2 separate regions of the Homo sapiens genome follow, and region 2 is linked to region 1. Evidence: read pairs that join two places in POLR2A ChIA-PET (ENCODE). Cell type or tissue: OCI-LY7. All regions are shown on one strand. Each heading gives the region's core, and the rest is flanking DNA. Links, peaks and the distances in the headings are about the cores only.

Region 1 (7,786 bases), core at 2,019-6,018:
TTTTAAAATTAGTTCTCCAATACCAGTATAATTAACTCAATTGATGAAACTTGCTCATTTCATCTATAAGACAGTCTCTACATATTGTATATTCTCATTTCCTGTGAATTTCAAGAGAATTGGAACTAATAAAAATCTTAGTACCGATAATGGAGTTCCAAGAAATCTGATCATTGTTTATCACCTGGAGTACCAGCTGATCACTGGAAATATGAGAAATAGCACACATGAGATATTTTAATCTTGAATCTATCCAGTTTGGGGGTATGTCAACATGATCTAACCTTTTATCTGATTTTAGCTTTATTTCCTAAACTTATGTATTTCCTAGAAGTAATTCATATTTTTACTAATTGTCTTTTTAAAATTAAAATATATCTTTCAGCTGATGTCTGTAATTATGGTGATGGTACTATAATTTTTTAATTGTAAACATTATGATAAAGCTGGAATTAATTTTAACGTTTTAGAGTCTCTGTGTTATGACAGCATGACACATTGGTTCTGAAAAAAAAAATCCCTATTTTGCTCAGAATGTGGCAGGCCATTTCCATAGTAAGATCACGTGGTGATTTTGATGGCTTTGTATTACTGGTAGTAGTGTTCACTTAGTATCCCAGTATTGTTCTGCTCTTACCTGGCTATGTCAAGTAGCTTTTGATGCTCCATGGTCTATATTCTAGCATCAACATAATTCCATATTTACTTTTATTTGGTGTGTCTCTTTCTCCTTTCTCTTAGATCTATCTAGTAGACCTATTCTTAGTACCAAAACTGGGCATACAGCCACACTTCCATTCTTTCTGCTTATTATCTCATAAGTACATCTTCCTAATATCGTTCTCCTTTCAGCATAGTGGAGGTCATTAGAGCTGTAATGTCAATTAGCTATTGACTGCCAAAAATATGTGTTACTTTCACAAATCATGCACACTGATACTTCCTTGAGAATGATAATTTAATCCAAGATGCAGCTTCTGTTGTTACAGGCACCACATGTCCTATTTGCCCAGTTCAGTCCTAATCCGTATTTATTGTTTCTTGGTAACTATTAATAGCATTCCCTTTCACGCTCACAAGTGTCCCAGTTTGGAAAATAAATTATATTGTTACTCTATTTATTGTAGATATAGTGTCTAATTCAAAGATAGACTTAACCTTGACTTTTTTTTTATACATTTCTTCTCAGGACTTCCCTTTCAAAATAAATCCATACATTTCCCAGGCATGCTCTTTCATTAAATGTGGCATCCTGATTTCCCCTCACTACCAAACACAAACTGTGTCACTGTAAAACACATTGAATAAAATCTGAAAAACACACAGAATAAAACCTGAAAAATGTTGTTCATTATTTGCCTACATTTTTCCATACTGGTACAGAAGTATTATGTAGTTGCTTTATCCATGTGTAAGTGGTTACCCAGTTGAATGCATTATTGCTCTTTTTATGTTTTACAGCTTTCCAAGGTTGTTGTAACTACCTGGGTCACTCCAGTTCACTGTCTGGGATCGTTCTGGAATACACTGTTAGTAAACAGGCTGACAGCTTATAACTAATTAGCTGCCTCAGTCCAGCCCTATATGTAAGGGGTTGGGCCATCTTTCATTGTTGCAATTTTTCCTTTAGCATATCTCTCATTTTCCTTTCACATATGTATTTCTTACTCTCTAAAACCTCCAATATCTTCATAAATAGGTCCCTCTTTACCTTTAATTAATAATGAGTTCTAACATTATCAGGGCTAAGGTAAATACACACACACCTTTACATACATACTCTTAAGAGGGAGAAATTCTCATAGTCATTGTACCTGCTGAGGAAAAAACAGATTAAGAAAACACCCTCCTCCAATTTGTTAATTGTGGGTGCAAATCCTGACCAATTTTCAAATTCTACTTTGTATTCACCTTATGAAGAAAATCATTTGCATTCCTTATGCAAATCAGCAAATGAGTCAAAGTGGAATATAGATATAAGAAAATATCTAACAGAAAGAGCCAAAGTGGCAAAGTGGAGGAAGGAGAAGAGGGCGTAGTAGTGACTTGAGCTGGGATATCATAGTAGAGTATTTCTGGTGGAAGAAGGCGGAAAAATGGAAGGCTTAAAAAAACCTGGGATGTGACACATTTTAAGAGACGAGGAAATCAAGTAAAAATGTTTTCAGATGTTGTGCATTAAATTTTTATGATATCCTATGAGCCTGAAGTAAAAAATAGGAATTTCTTTCATTTAGTTAAGCATTGATTTATTAATTTACTCAACTTTTATTATATTCTTTAAATGTGCTTCCATCCCACCTTTGAATCACATAATTATTACATAGATAGTGTTATTTGACTTTGTGTTAATTTGACTTCCAAAAGCCAATATATTTTAGGTCCAGATTTCTTGGCAAATATGGGGGCCTTATTCTATGGATATAGAAAGTCTCTATGTACTTAGGACCACTATTAAAAAATCCATTAATATCTCATGATATCACTCATAAACTGGGTCTCTAAGTTCCACTGCTCTAATTGGCACTGATTTAAAACACAAGCTTCAGCCAAGTTGGGTTAACATAGTGAAGTAGACGGATACTTCAGAAAAATTTCTGGAAAGCCAAATGAATTCCTAGACGTTATTTCAACCATGGTTCTCTTTCTGAAGCATAATTCCATTCAACAACAATGATAAAAGGTAATCAAATTAGAAAAAGTCAATATAAAGTGATCTTCCTGGATCCCAAACCCAAAGCCAAAAATGTAGTGCCTTCTAGACTTCTGCACAAGTGTCTAAATAAAATTCTCAAACCTCACAGATGTACTTACTGTTTGGGGATTTCGTACGTTCTTCACACACTGCAACACTGATATCAAGTAGAATCTCTGAGATTTTCGATCTTGAGCATAGGCTGAACATGAAGGACAAATGGTTACTTTGTGCCCTAGGTGATGCCAGCAAAAATCTGTCAATTAGTGTATTAGGAGCCAAGAAGAGTGTCTCAAAGACACACTGCATCATCATGGTGCCAAAGGTGACTTCTTAAAAGATAATGGAGAAATAAGCAAAACTTAATGCAATTTTTTAGCCAAGTGTTTATTTTTGATGCATAGATTTTTAAATTTGTGGTAATTGACTTATTGAGAATTATTCAGTTACTTTTTTAAATCTGCCAATTGTTACACATTTTATTAAGTAATAACATATGTTCAAACCCATTTTTGGATGAATTTCAATGGAAGAAATTGGCTAAAAATGCTCTATATACCATTCATGGGGGTAACCTAGAACAGCTAGTGAAGCTCCTGCTCCACTTGAATGACCCACTCCACCCCACAGCCACCAACACTGTCTCCCATGGCCCCAGCCCTGTACAATAGCTCAAGGACCTGGGTATTACAATGGACAGTCAAGGTGTCCAATGGAATGATTTAGTTGCTTCCATTTTGGTTTGGTCTGTGGCCTAGTGTAGAAGCTTAGACCAAAACAATGGCCTCCTATAAATTGATTTAGCACTGCTACTCAGAGTTTTGGCATATTTTTTCATACATAGTACTAAATATATGTTAAAATAATAAAAGAAGGAAAAAGGAGAGAAAGAAGGAAGGAATGGAATGGAAGAAAAGAAAAGAAAAAATAAAAAAAGAAGAGTGAATGAATGAATACTTGTTCCAGTGTAAGAGAGGAAACCCAACAATTATAATACAGCAAATCAGAGCTAACATGGACATAGGCCTAGAAGGCTAAGAGAGAAAATAGAAACCTGACTCTAAATATCTATGAAATCTTTCCTGAATAGAAGGCAATTTGTTAGATTTGAAGTATAGCTAGGAATTTCTTAGCTAGATAATTGGAATTGTATCCTCTGGATAAAGGAAACAACACACATGCCACGTCTTAGGTCAAGTCCTCTAGAAGTAGAGCATGAAATGGGGATTTTACTTCTAGCGTTTCATCAGGAATGTGCTCTTAAGAGAAAGGGGGAAAAAAGAGAAAGGGAATGAAGGAAGTAGAATAGGAAGAGGAGAAGTGGAAGCTAAGTAATGTAATCTCTGTGTGAGATTACACTGAGTCTTATCACACAGGAAATCTCTGTGGACCAAATTTCAACAAAGAGTCCTACCTTGAGGCAGTCGTTCATTGCCTTCATTCCTCTGAGGTAGGATAGAGTCTATCAGGTATGGGGATTCCCGTTAGGATAAGACAATTTTCTGGAGAAGGGGATAATTGTGCTTGTGCGTTGTTACTGGCCAGGTGATTCCTGTTAGGTCAAGACAAGTCTCTGGAGAAGTGGATAATTGTGGAGTTGTTACTGGCCAGCTGATTCCTGTTAGGTTAAGACAAGTCTCTGGAGAAGGGGATAATTGTGAGTTGTTACTGGCCAAGACTCACAACAGCTGGGGGATAGGAGAAACAGACTGTACAATGGATCTGGGTGGAGCACCAAAAGCAGCCACAACAAGTTACCTCTTTTGTCATTCAACTCTGTCTCTAACATTAAATTCATTTCATTCTGGCAATTTTTTCCAAAATTTCAATGACTACAATGTCTGGAATAACTTACAAAATGAGGAAGGGTGTGATCGATTGTAGCCCTTGCTATGCAATTGCTATTGAACTCCTTGCTGCTACTCATTATCTCTCCATTTTGGATTCCTCTTAAAATCTAGATTCCCATTAGGTGTTTAGTACTTTTGCCTATCTAGGTGCTTCACAGGGTAGCTTGACCCAGACCTTCATGAAGGGTTACCAGGCCCTCATTGAGCTATAATTGCTATACTTGCCTATTTGGAGTTAAAAATAGACACAAGAGATTCTGTGACAGGTCACCTAAATACAAACCAATTTCTCTTTCCTCCTCTAATGTGGCAGCAGTTGCTCCCCTCATGATGCTCAGGATCAATTACTTGTACCAGAACATTAACTCCTTTCTTCTCTTGTTGGCCTGTTAGCACAAGGAGCCTAAAACGGCCAGCTAGTGGCTACAGCCTAAGGTTTAGTGGGACTCCTACTGTGCCCATCCAGTGGAAGCACTTTTCTTCTGGAAACTAGGAAGGAGAGCCACAAATTACTCAAGCAGGTCACTGGTAGTGTTAGGGGGTGGGGTCACTCCTACTTACACCTTTTGTTTTCTGGGCTCATGTATTCTACTGTGATATGGGCATAGTACCATATAATGGCATTGGATTAAGATATATATTCTATCTTGAAAGATAGAGCCTTTTTCCCAAGATTATCATCTCCTAGCTGGCTTCTCAGCTGTGTCTTCAGAATGCTATTTCATTGCTCTGTCAGAAAGAAACTTATAATGCAGCATTTGGATGGAGCAAATGGATTCCATTGTCATGTGCTCAGTATACATTCTTTGCTGGCAAGCAGGTTCCTTGGTGTGAAGAGATGTTATGTGGGATCCCATTTTGGAAGATTAAATAATCTAGAAGCCCTTGGATAATGCCTCTGCAGGCTCTATAGGCAATAAAGGCAAATTCATGAAAAAAATTTGACAATCTCAATCAACATGAAATATTGCTTGTTCAGTGTGAAAGGGATCTGATCTAATCAGCTTGCATCTAAGAAGCTGGTTGTTCTATTTGATGAAGGTATCATATTTGGAGCTCAGTTTTGGTCTCCACCATTGGCACGTCATTTATTCTGTAGCATAAGTAGTCAGCACTTGGTTTGAAGAACCCTGTGCAATTGGGCCCATACATATCAGATACTTCTGCCACCATAGCATTAATATTCAGGAATCCAATGCATAAGCACTGTGTTAACTTAGAACATAGACTGGCAGAAATGTATTGGCTGGATAATCAGTTCTCTATTTACTTGTTTAGTGATGCTTCTTGTGGGCACTGATTTGTGATACAAAGATCTTCACACTTGTTTCCTGTGTCCATAGGTCCATCCACATACCTCTTCCCCAGGTCTCCTTGTCATCACTATTTCAATATCACTTTTTCCAATAACCTGACCCACAAAGCAAGCCAATCTGTATTGCCTAAGAGTATGTGTACCCTTTCTTAGGCTTTTCTATCTCCACTGAAACCACCCTAGTCTGTGCACATTGAGAGAATTTCTTTTACTGCTCTCATTCAGGGCCGTTTTTGAGAACAGTTGTTGTGAAAAACAAAAAAAAAAAGTCAATATTTAGCTTATATTGTCATACCAAGCTGACCCACTTATGAACCAAGTTCAGGTGTTTTCCTCCTTCATCAGCTCCTCATAGAGAGGCCATGGGGCCATAGCTATCAATTGAGGAAGAGGCACTGGTTTAGCATTAGAAGGTGACATGGGGGGCCAGGCGCAGTGGCTCACGCCTGTAATCCCAGCATTTGGGGAGGCTGAGGTGGGCAGATCACGAGGTCAAGGGATCGAGACCAACCTGGCCAACATGGTGAAACCCCACCTCTACCAAAAAACAAACAAACAAACAAAAAAAACAAAAAACGGGCGACGTGGGGTTTGGGGCCATGTTTAGGCAGCTTACTTGTCCTCTCTGGGTATGCTTGAGCTCTCTTCCATTTTGGGATGGATTGCTGCAGACCCACACTTACGACTTCGTGGATCTGCCAGTGTCTACCTCATATGAAAAGTTTAGGACATGTGGCCGCTTGCTGTCCCGTGATCAGATGCTCTTTCCAGTAGGTCACAGAAATATGCCAAGAGCTGATGTGCAAATATTTTCTAGTTTTCTGCTGCAGATGGACTTTCCTTATTCTAGAGCCCTTGCATTTCTGTACACTATGACTGTTTTACCAATACTTGTCAATCTTAGCAAACACTTGGTAATCCACATGACATATTTTTTCTACCACAGATGCCTCAGGTGCCATGGGATCTTATATAACCCAAACAGTGGGTCCTTTTATATCACAATTTAGAGTTGTTAACAAACCCTTTTTCTGTTGTGGGCCTCATTCAAATTTAGTAGCCTTATACAACAATGAATGGGTTAGAGCAGTATTCCACAGTGTGGAACATGCTGATATCAAAACCAAAAGATGTCTTCCAATCTTTTTTTTTTTTTCTTTTTCTTTTTTCTTAGCTTTCAGAGGCATAAGGTGTAATGACTTGCCTTTCAGTTTGGGGTGTAATATCCTAGCATGTCTTATACAATTGGACCCTAGAACTTTACTGATGTGGCAAGCCCTTAAGTTGTTGTAGGGTTTACCTTGCATGCTCTAGAGCACATATGTATTAGCAAGGCATTCAGAACATTTGCCATTTCTTGCTCATCAAACACAATTAATATTATGTTATCAATATGGGTAGATGAATGTGATATTTTTCAAAATGTCTGGAGCATCAGAATTCCTTTGGATTATATTAGAAAATAGGGCAGAGGAGTTACACAGCACTAGAAAAACAGAATGAGTATATATTAAGTCAATGTGAATTGCTTCTAATGTTTCTTCAATGCGTAAACTAAAGAACACATTCACCAGATCAAAGTCACAGGTAACGTTATCCCACATAAGAAAGAATACTACTACTGGCATGGCAACTATAATTAGGGATACTAATTTGTTAAATTTGTGGCAATCCACTGGCCTCTGCCATTATCCATGTGATTTTTTTTTTTTTCCAGAGGCCAGACTGTTGAATTAAATAGAGATATCATGGTCACAAACTACATCTTTCAAGTCTTAGAGGGTGGCAATAATTTCTGCCACTTTTCATGGGAGACAATTTTGCTTTGAGTTTTCTTGACTAAGGGTGAGGGAATTTGAGTAATTTTAGGACTTCTGATTCACCTTTCCTCCAATAACAGGTCCAGGTCAAGGAAACTGAGCTGAA
Region 2 (7,786 bases), core at 2,124-6,123, 87 kb before region 1:
TCAAAACTTCCCATCACTTAGTGGTTGTAGATAATATAGTCCACTTGTTTCTTATCTAACAGATCCAAAACTCAACACACTTCAAAGCTGCTGACCATAATCAAACATAATGGTTAACACCAGAGTCTTGTAAATAAGCCCGTTCCTTGACATGTGTTTATTTAAACTAAGCAATCTACAAATCCCATGGCAAAGCCTGAGGGATGTCCGTAAACCCACATGCCTATAAATAAAGGCATAGACTCACAGGTTCTATTTCTTTCTCACTTCCCACCTGCTGGTTGAACTCCTTGTCGCCTCCAGGATTCCTTTGCCCTTTGGATGGCACTTCTAACCTCTCAGGAATCTGTAAGTTATATATATATATATATATATTTTTTTTTTTTTTTTTTTTTTTTTCTGTTGTAAGCATTTCTGTTTCACTTCCTCATTGTGTCTCACCTCACCAACACATCCAAACCTTACTTTCCTCTGGAAAGTGAATATTTTGCCTTATGAACACTTTCAAGAGTGAGACTTTAAGATCAAATTAGAAAGAAACCATAACAATAACCTCAGCATATTAATCATAACTATTTTACATTGCCAGTCTGATAATTCCAACATCTCGGCCATATATGAGTCTGGTTCTGATGCTTGGTCTATCTCTTCGAACTGTATTTTTTTGTCTTTTAGTATGCCTTGTAATTTTTTTCCCTGATGGCCAGAAATGATGTACTGGGTAAAAATAAGTTTATTAGTAGGTCTTTAGTAATGTGGTGGTAAGGTGTAGGTGGAAGGAATGGGTTCTATAGTCTTTGATTAGGTCTCAGTTTTACAGTGAGCCTGTGCCTCTCAACCGTGAAATTCACATGTGCTTCTTTGGTCCCCTATTATTCCCTTCTTGGAACAGGAGAGTTCAATTGGGTTGAAGGTGGGCTTTCCCTTCCTCCACATGGAAGACTAGAGCTTGATGAAGTTGGGTCTCCCCATTTCTCTAGGTAAGTTAGGCTCTGAGAAAACTCCAGCAGGTTAAGCTCTTGTTAAATAGTTCCTCCTTGTGCAGGCTTTATTAACAGAAAACAGAATGCTCTGGAGTATTTCAAAATGGTTCATTTTTCCCTCTTCCTGATGGGAAGCATTAGGTGATTTTTTTTGAATATTTACTATGAGGACCTGGTAGAATTCTTGGAGGTAAAATTTATGAGTATGTGAACTCAACCCCCATGACTGTTTTACTATGGAATTTTTAGCTTTCAAACTTGTTCTTACTGGACCTCTAGCAATTCATCAATTATAGTTCAGGTTTCTCTACTCTTGCACTGGTTTCCACAGAGGTTTCAGCTGGTGGGTGTCTGCTCAGGTAAATTTTATTTCTCCGTATTTATCTGTCAGTCTCTCCAATTTGGGGGGGGCGGCAGTGGTTTGCCTCCAAACCACTTGTGTCCCTTGTCTTTTGAAAATAAGAAGAGTTGATTTTTCAGTTTCCTCAGCTTTTTACTTGAGATAGAGTGACAATTTGCAAGCTTCTTACATCACAGACCAGAAATCCGAACAAATTACTATTACCATATTCTTCTAAAATTTTAAGATGACCCTCCAAAATATCTCATTATTACTTTAATTTTCTCAAAGATATTTAAGACTTCTTCCCACAAACAAAAATCATGAATCTTGTGACTATGGTCTTAGGTAAGTTGAAATCCTATTTGCTGATACAACCTACTTATCTAAGCCTGTATTAATGATTAAAAATTGTAAGTTAATGAAGACTTCCTGAGGTTCTATAAAGATAAGTTAGGCAGGTTATTTTTCCAAAGAGAAATGACACTCTTCTCCCCATAGACAATCTGTACATTCCAACACATCACATGATCATACTAATAATAAGAAACTGACAAAACTACTGATTTGCTTTCCCTGGTCCATCTTTTTGAGGACTCATGGGAAATAATAGCTCAATAATCACAGACCATTTCCTTTTGCTAAAAACGATCATGATGTTACTGTGTAAAGAGCCTGCCTAATACCAGGGTATTAGCTACTCCTTGGGAGAAAGTAAGAATCTGTGTTAAGCATCTGAGATCAACAGGGAATAATTTAAAGCAACTTTTCTCCTCAAATAACCTACTTTAAGTTCCTAAAAAAGTTTGGGCTTTGGAAAGACAATAGGAGGAATGGAAAAAATCTAGGAGATTTCCAGATATGTATAGTAAACCTTTGAGCTCAGAGGTATCCCATACTCCATCTTTCTTCCAAAAATAAAATAAATAAGAATTTCCTTATTTTTATCTCCACACCATAAAGCAAAGGTGAAAACAGTCTTCATTTTTCATCTTAAAATGTATCAGGAAAAGATCTACATCATTATCTATTTCTAAAGACTTGGAGCAATAATATTTTAGAGTTTGTTACTAATACATATGTGATATTCAGGAAAAATTTATTTTCTGAAGTTCCAGAAATTCAATGCTGATTACCCATACAGAATCAAAGAAAAAGAAAAACAAACAAACAAACAAACAATTAGCTTATGTATGTGCAAATCTGAGTTTAGTTTGACTTCTGGTACAACTCTATCTAGGGAGACAATTAGTATTACCAGGACTCTATTTTCCATCTCTCGGCAAGGACCTCTCTATGACATAGTTATATGAGTGGCCAGAAGCCAAGGATTCCAAAGTTCCTGCTTTTGAAACTCAATCAAAAAGAGACCACATGTCCCCAAAACCTTGGCAAAAATCTAAAATATAAAGAAATATTGCAAGAAGTTCTCTGATATGTTCATCTTAGGCTCTCAGTTCACATCTCATCCATAAACAAATTATAACAGTAAGATATATAGAACACTATGCTTGGCTAAACATAAGTCTGATGCAGAGGGGTGCTAGCAAAGTTTGACAGCCAGCTTTCTGGGGTTGGGAGTGGGAGGTAGACTTTGATTTGTGACATTTTAAAATTTCTGTGATGTAAATACTCCCACCATGACCAATTCCAAACTGCTGATATGAAGTAATGAGTACATAATCAGGAAGAACTGCACAGTGGCTTAAAATTCCCAATTATAGTCAAATGTATAGAAAACTCTGGCTAAACCTAAGTCTAATGCAATATTGTGCTGGTTAAGTTTAGAAATCAGCTATATTGTATCCTTATACAAAATTATCTTATCTACCCAAAAAAGCGTTAATTTGCATTCAATGATTTCATATTTTCACCACTAATTTACTTAGCTTGTCTAATTCCATTATCTTGAATAATCTAAATTAATATTAGACTGAAGTAATGACAGTTGTAATACTGGTAATGTTTCTTACATTAATAAGAATTTTTCTAACGCTTCATCCTGAAGAGTTATGGTGGACTTTATTTTAATTATAAAATTCATAAGGGAGTGCTGGGAAGGGAAGAGCGTGGTCCCTTTAAATGATACAGAAAAGGGAAAGGGAAGTGCTGGGGAGAGGAGGGCGTGGTCTCTGGCTAGGGCTCCAACGGTCAGGAACCTAGGTCAGGACAGGCACACCTGCTTTCCCGCCCAAACTTCGCATTTTCCAAGACCACCCTGGCTCTCCATGCCCCCATTCTGGGCCTATAAAAACCCAAGACCCTTGCAGGCAGATACACAAGTGGCTGGACGTCCTAATGAACAACACATCAGGGGAAGAAGACACAAGCGCTGGTCATCCATAGGAGCACCCCAGCAGAAGGACACGCTGACAGGCACCCGGAAGCCAGTAGGCCGTGGACCAGCGGGAGGAGGCGGAGGTTGGCCTGGGCAGTCAGGGGAGAGCCGGGGCTGCCGAGCACCCCAACTCCAGGGGAAAACCATCTCCCTTCTGGCTGCCCCATGGGCGGAGAGCTACTTCCACTCAATAAAACTTTGCACTCATTCTCCAAGCCTATGGGTGATCCGATTCTTCAGGTACAACAAGGCAAGAACCCAGATACAGAAAGCCCTCTGTTCTTGCCACAACGTAGAGGGCCTAATTGAGCTGGTTAACACGAGCCGCCTATAGATGGCAGACTAAGAGAGTATCCTGTAACATGCCCACTGGGGCTTCAGGAGCTGTAAACATTCACCCCTAGACCCTGCCCTGGGGTAGGAGTCCCACAGCCTGCCCGTCTGTATGCTCCCCTGGAGGTCTGAGCAGCGGGGCACTGAAGAAGCCCGCTATGCCCCCATCGCGAGCCCCGCGAGGGGGAGGAGGGAGCCTTTGCCTTTTCAACTGGAGACATCGACCGGGATCCTGGAAGGTGAGTGTGTATGAATTGCGAAACTGTCTGGTCTTCCTCTCTTCTGAAACTCTGCCACCTCTCTCTCTTTCCTGTGAGTAAGAGACTCTGTTTCCCTTCAGGGAGTTTTAAACTGCCCTAACCGGCCGTCAAAACCCCCAGACTTTAATTATAAAATAAGTAATGAACAATTCTTAATCAGTTATAATAACAATGATAAATTATGTTATTTATATATTAAGTTACAAATATAGGCTACAAACAATGAGTGCATATTTCTGTAAGCAAATATGCTATAGGATTTTAAAATAAATTACCTAATTTAATTATTGGATAAGTTTTATTAACTATTATTATAACTATTCCTTAGGTGAAGGCATAGAGGCTCTGAAAGTTCAAATTATTTGCTCTACTAACCAATATACATTTTCAATTATGAATTGGAAAATGTATGTCTAAGGAACTCAGTACTAAATTTTTTTTCATGTATCAAGTGCATTTTTAGTATATAAGGAGAATATGCATTATATGTTGGCAAGAAGATGTTGGGATAAATCAGGAATTATTTTTTATCGATCCTGGTCTAGATATACTTTATATGTATTGTTACTTTTTTTATCCTGACAATGAAGCCTGTGAATAAGAAAACCATTAACCGTCAGAGAAAAAAGCCATTCACAGGTATATAGTCATCTATTTTAATTAAGCATATTATATTTAATTAAATATAGCTAATAGAATTTTCTAAATTTTACCTTTTGTTTTCAGTTTAGAGACCACCAAGAAAACAATGAAATAAAATTTACAGATTTATGCCAATTATTTGTTAGAAATGCCACATTGGAAATGAAAGCCACAAATATCAGTACTAACATTTATGCATGTCAATATCTAAGAAGCATCTGAACTCTCTTTTTTATATTTTGCTTGAAGTGTCAGAGAATACCTTCAACAAAGTTGATGGAAAAAGTTCTCTCGCGTATTGATTAGACGTACATAAATAGGAATCTCATGATTGGAGAATAGAGGATACTAATGCGTAGGCTATCTCCCATCTTCCCACTCAAGTTAATCACAACTTTTTTCTTTAGTTAACTCCTCCTTTGTATTCAGAAGTGAGTTTAGTCGTCTCCTAAATCTTTTCTCTTGCCTCCTTGATTTGTTCAAATACCTTTATGCCATCATAAGAATATTCACTTCTTCTTCAAAGCTTTTTCTTAGTTATAATATTACATGCATTTTTGTAAGTCTTAATGTTTGTCTCATCTACTACATGGTGAATTTGAGGAGAACAAAGATCATGCGTCTTTTTTGTGGTTGATATTTTAACATACTCTAGCTCCAGGACAGTGTCTGGCACATAGTACATAGGTAATAAGTATCCAGGAAATGAATGACAAGATCTATTTTCTTAAACAGAAAAGTATTTGTGAAATATTACTCTTTCCTTGGCAAATAAAAACCATGAAAACAACATTTTCTATCAATTGGGCAAGGATCTGTGATGGATTGATGGAAGGAGTAAACAAAGGAATAAAAATAATTGAGGCCAAAAATCTATTTACCATAAATTACAAATTCTATACTTTGAACTTCTCTCTTGCTTTTTTTTTTCAAATATGTATAAGTAGCTGCGGGATGAATAAACTTTTTCACTTTTGAATTATCTAGTGATTCTAAACACAAAGGACCCTGGTAGGATTCAGAAAACGTAAGTTGCATTCAGAATTAGTCATTGAACATATGTTATTGTGGTAAGTAGTGAGCAGCAGAATTAGAGTTTTGATTGAAAGTATTTTTTCAAACCTCCTGTAAGACTGTTAAAGCCTTTTTGTTTCTGTGTGGGTCTTAAACTGTAAAACCTACCAGAAATTTTTACTTTTTTAGTTTGCTATGCCTAGGAAATGGTTTAAACAATTTAAAATTTTGGAAAACAACATGTATTTTCAACACATCGATAAGTCACACACACACACACACATAAATATGATTTCTGATTAGCGCTAGGAGATTATAAAGCTGAATTGTTAATCTATTCAGTAAGAGATTTTCACAAAATATATTGAAAAAGAGAAATAATAAATAAAAATTATATACCAATTTGACTGTTAATTTATGCTGAGGTATATAAATGATGCTACAACTTTCACATCTGGGTCACTCTTGTTGAGAAATGCATAAAGGAGGAAACAAAGCATATAGAATACATGCTAGAAGAAAATGCTTTTTCAACAGAAAAGAGGTTTGCTTGTTAAAAGACAATTAAAAAAAAATGGATCAGCAGTTGCCACCTTACACAAGTCAGAAGGATATTTATAGCTGAATATTCAGCCTGTAGCTTTCCATAAAAGTTTTAAATATACATTGAAAATCTGAAGGATCATCTTCGAAATCAACCCTATCCATTAGTAATTTACAATCTATTTACTCTTATTCAATTCTAAGTATGTCTGTGAGATTTTAAAATATATTCAGTGTTTCCCATTATACTTGGAGCTTTAGAGTATTTTTTCACTCTCCATTTGTGTATGTGAGTGGCTATAGGAGTGTTTCCTTGGAAGTTGTAGGTGGGTTTTTAGGACTGTTATCTATGAGCATGCATGGCTATAAACGCATTAATTGAAGGGTATTCATGATAACAGGACAGCTCTGACATTGTTTTTGTCTTGTAGGATTTGCTCTTTATTTGGTGATGTAAAATTTATCGTGGTCGCATTTTGTTAATGTTAAAATATTCTTCAAGAATTCATTTAACTAAGATTGATCAGAATAACTATAACTACAAAGAAATGATATCATGAGGAAAAAATCTTTTTTGAAATACCTAATTATCACTAGTATTAAATAAATAAACCTTCAAATGATTCAGCATGTTATGGCTTCCGAACTTTTTTATATTCTACCTCAGTGCAACTATAAAACAGAGCATATTATACAGTTCATCATGCCTAGATCAGAGGACTGGGGTTATTCAAATGCTATAACTATGAATACTGCCACATTTTGTTTAGTCCAATTTAGCCTTCTATGTCATGGTTACTTCATTTTAAAAATTAAGATGATTTTTAGAAGAAGATGGTTTATGTGATTATAAGTTTTTAATTAATTTTGAAATTATACAAGTCTCTGAGGAGCAGAGCAAAGCTCAGAGAATAAACGATACACTGAATGAACTAGTTAAGTAGTGGAATCTGGAGTATCCCTAAGTCATCTGATTAGTTTTTTGTGAAAATCGGTAGAACTCTGTACGACAATCGAAGGATTAAAGTGTATATATATATATATATATATATATATGTGTGTGTATTTCTTTGTGATCCTTTGATATAAATAATAATAAAGTTATTTCCTAAGTACAAATCATACTAAATCTAATTCACGTCTAGATGCCAGATAAAATAACCAAAATAATAATGTCTAACATTTTTATGATAGTTATAAAATATTTTCTCAAATATATGCTCATATGTAGAAGGTGATTTGAATCATGACTATACATGCAATAAAAGAGTAAATTTTGTTCACATAAATGCTCTGATTAGACCAACGCATTATTGTACTCTGAATTGGCTTT

What was found. Peaks named below come from ENCODE experiments on the same cell type or tissue, not always from the same donor. Only the 100,000 strongest peaks of a DNase experiment are listed, where the experiment ranks them.
Region 2: POLR2A ChIA-PET joins it to region 1 with 5 read pairs; 2 of 35 experiments call an interaction of 5 or more read pairs at or near these places.

The regions. Positions count from the first base shown.
Region 1 is chr13:87,719,518-87,727,303 of GRCh38, reverse strand. No RefSeq gene overlaps it. Among named protein-coding and RNA genes, the nearest start is that of SLITRK5, 52 kb to the right of the region's middle. In OCI-LY7, for the core only: no CTCF peak of the experiment used is centred there; no DNase peak of the experiment used is centred there.
Region 2 is chr13:87,806,931-87,814,716 of GRCh38, reverse strand. It overlaps LINC00397 (long intergenic non-protein coding RNA 397), which reads left to right and starts at 4,197. Exons shown (of 4, transcript NR_104059.1): 1 at 4,197-4,233. RefSeq lists an enhancer at 3,943-4,652. In OCI-LY7, for the core only: a CTCF peak has its summit at 3,989 (motif pointing right); a DNase peak (open chromatin) is centred at 3,986.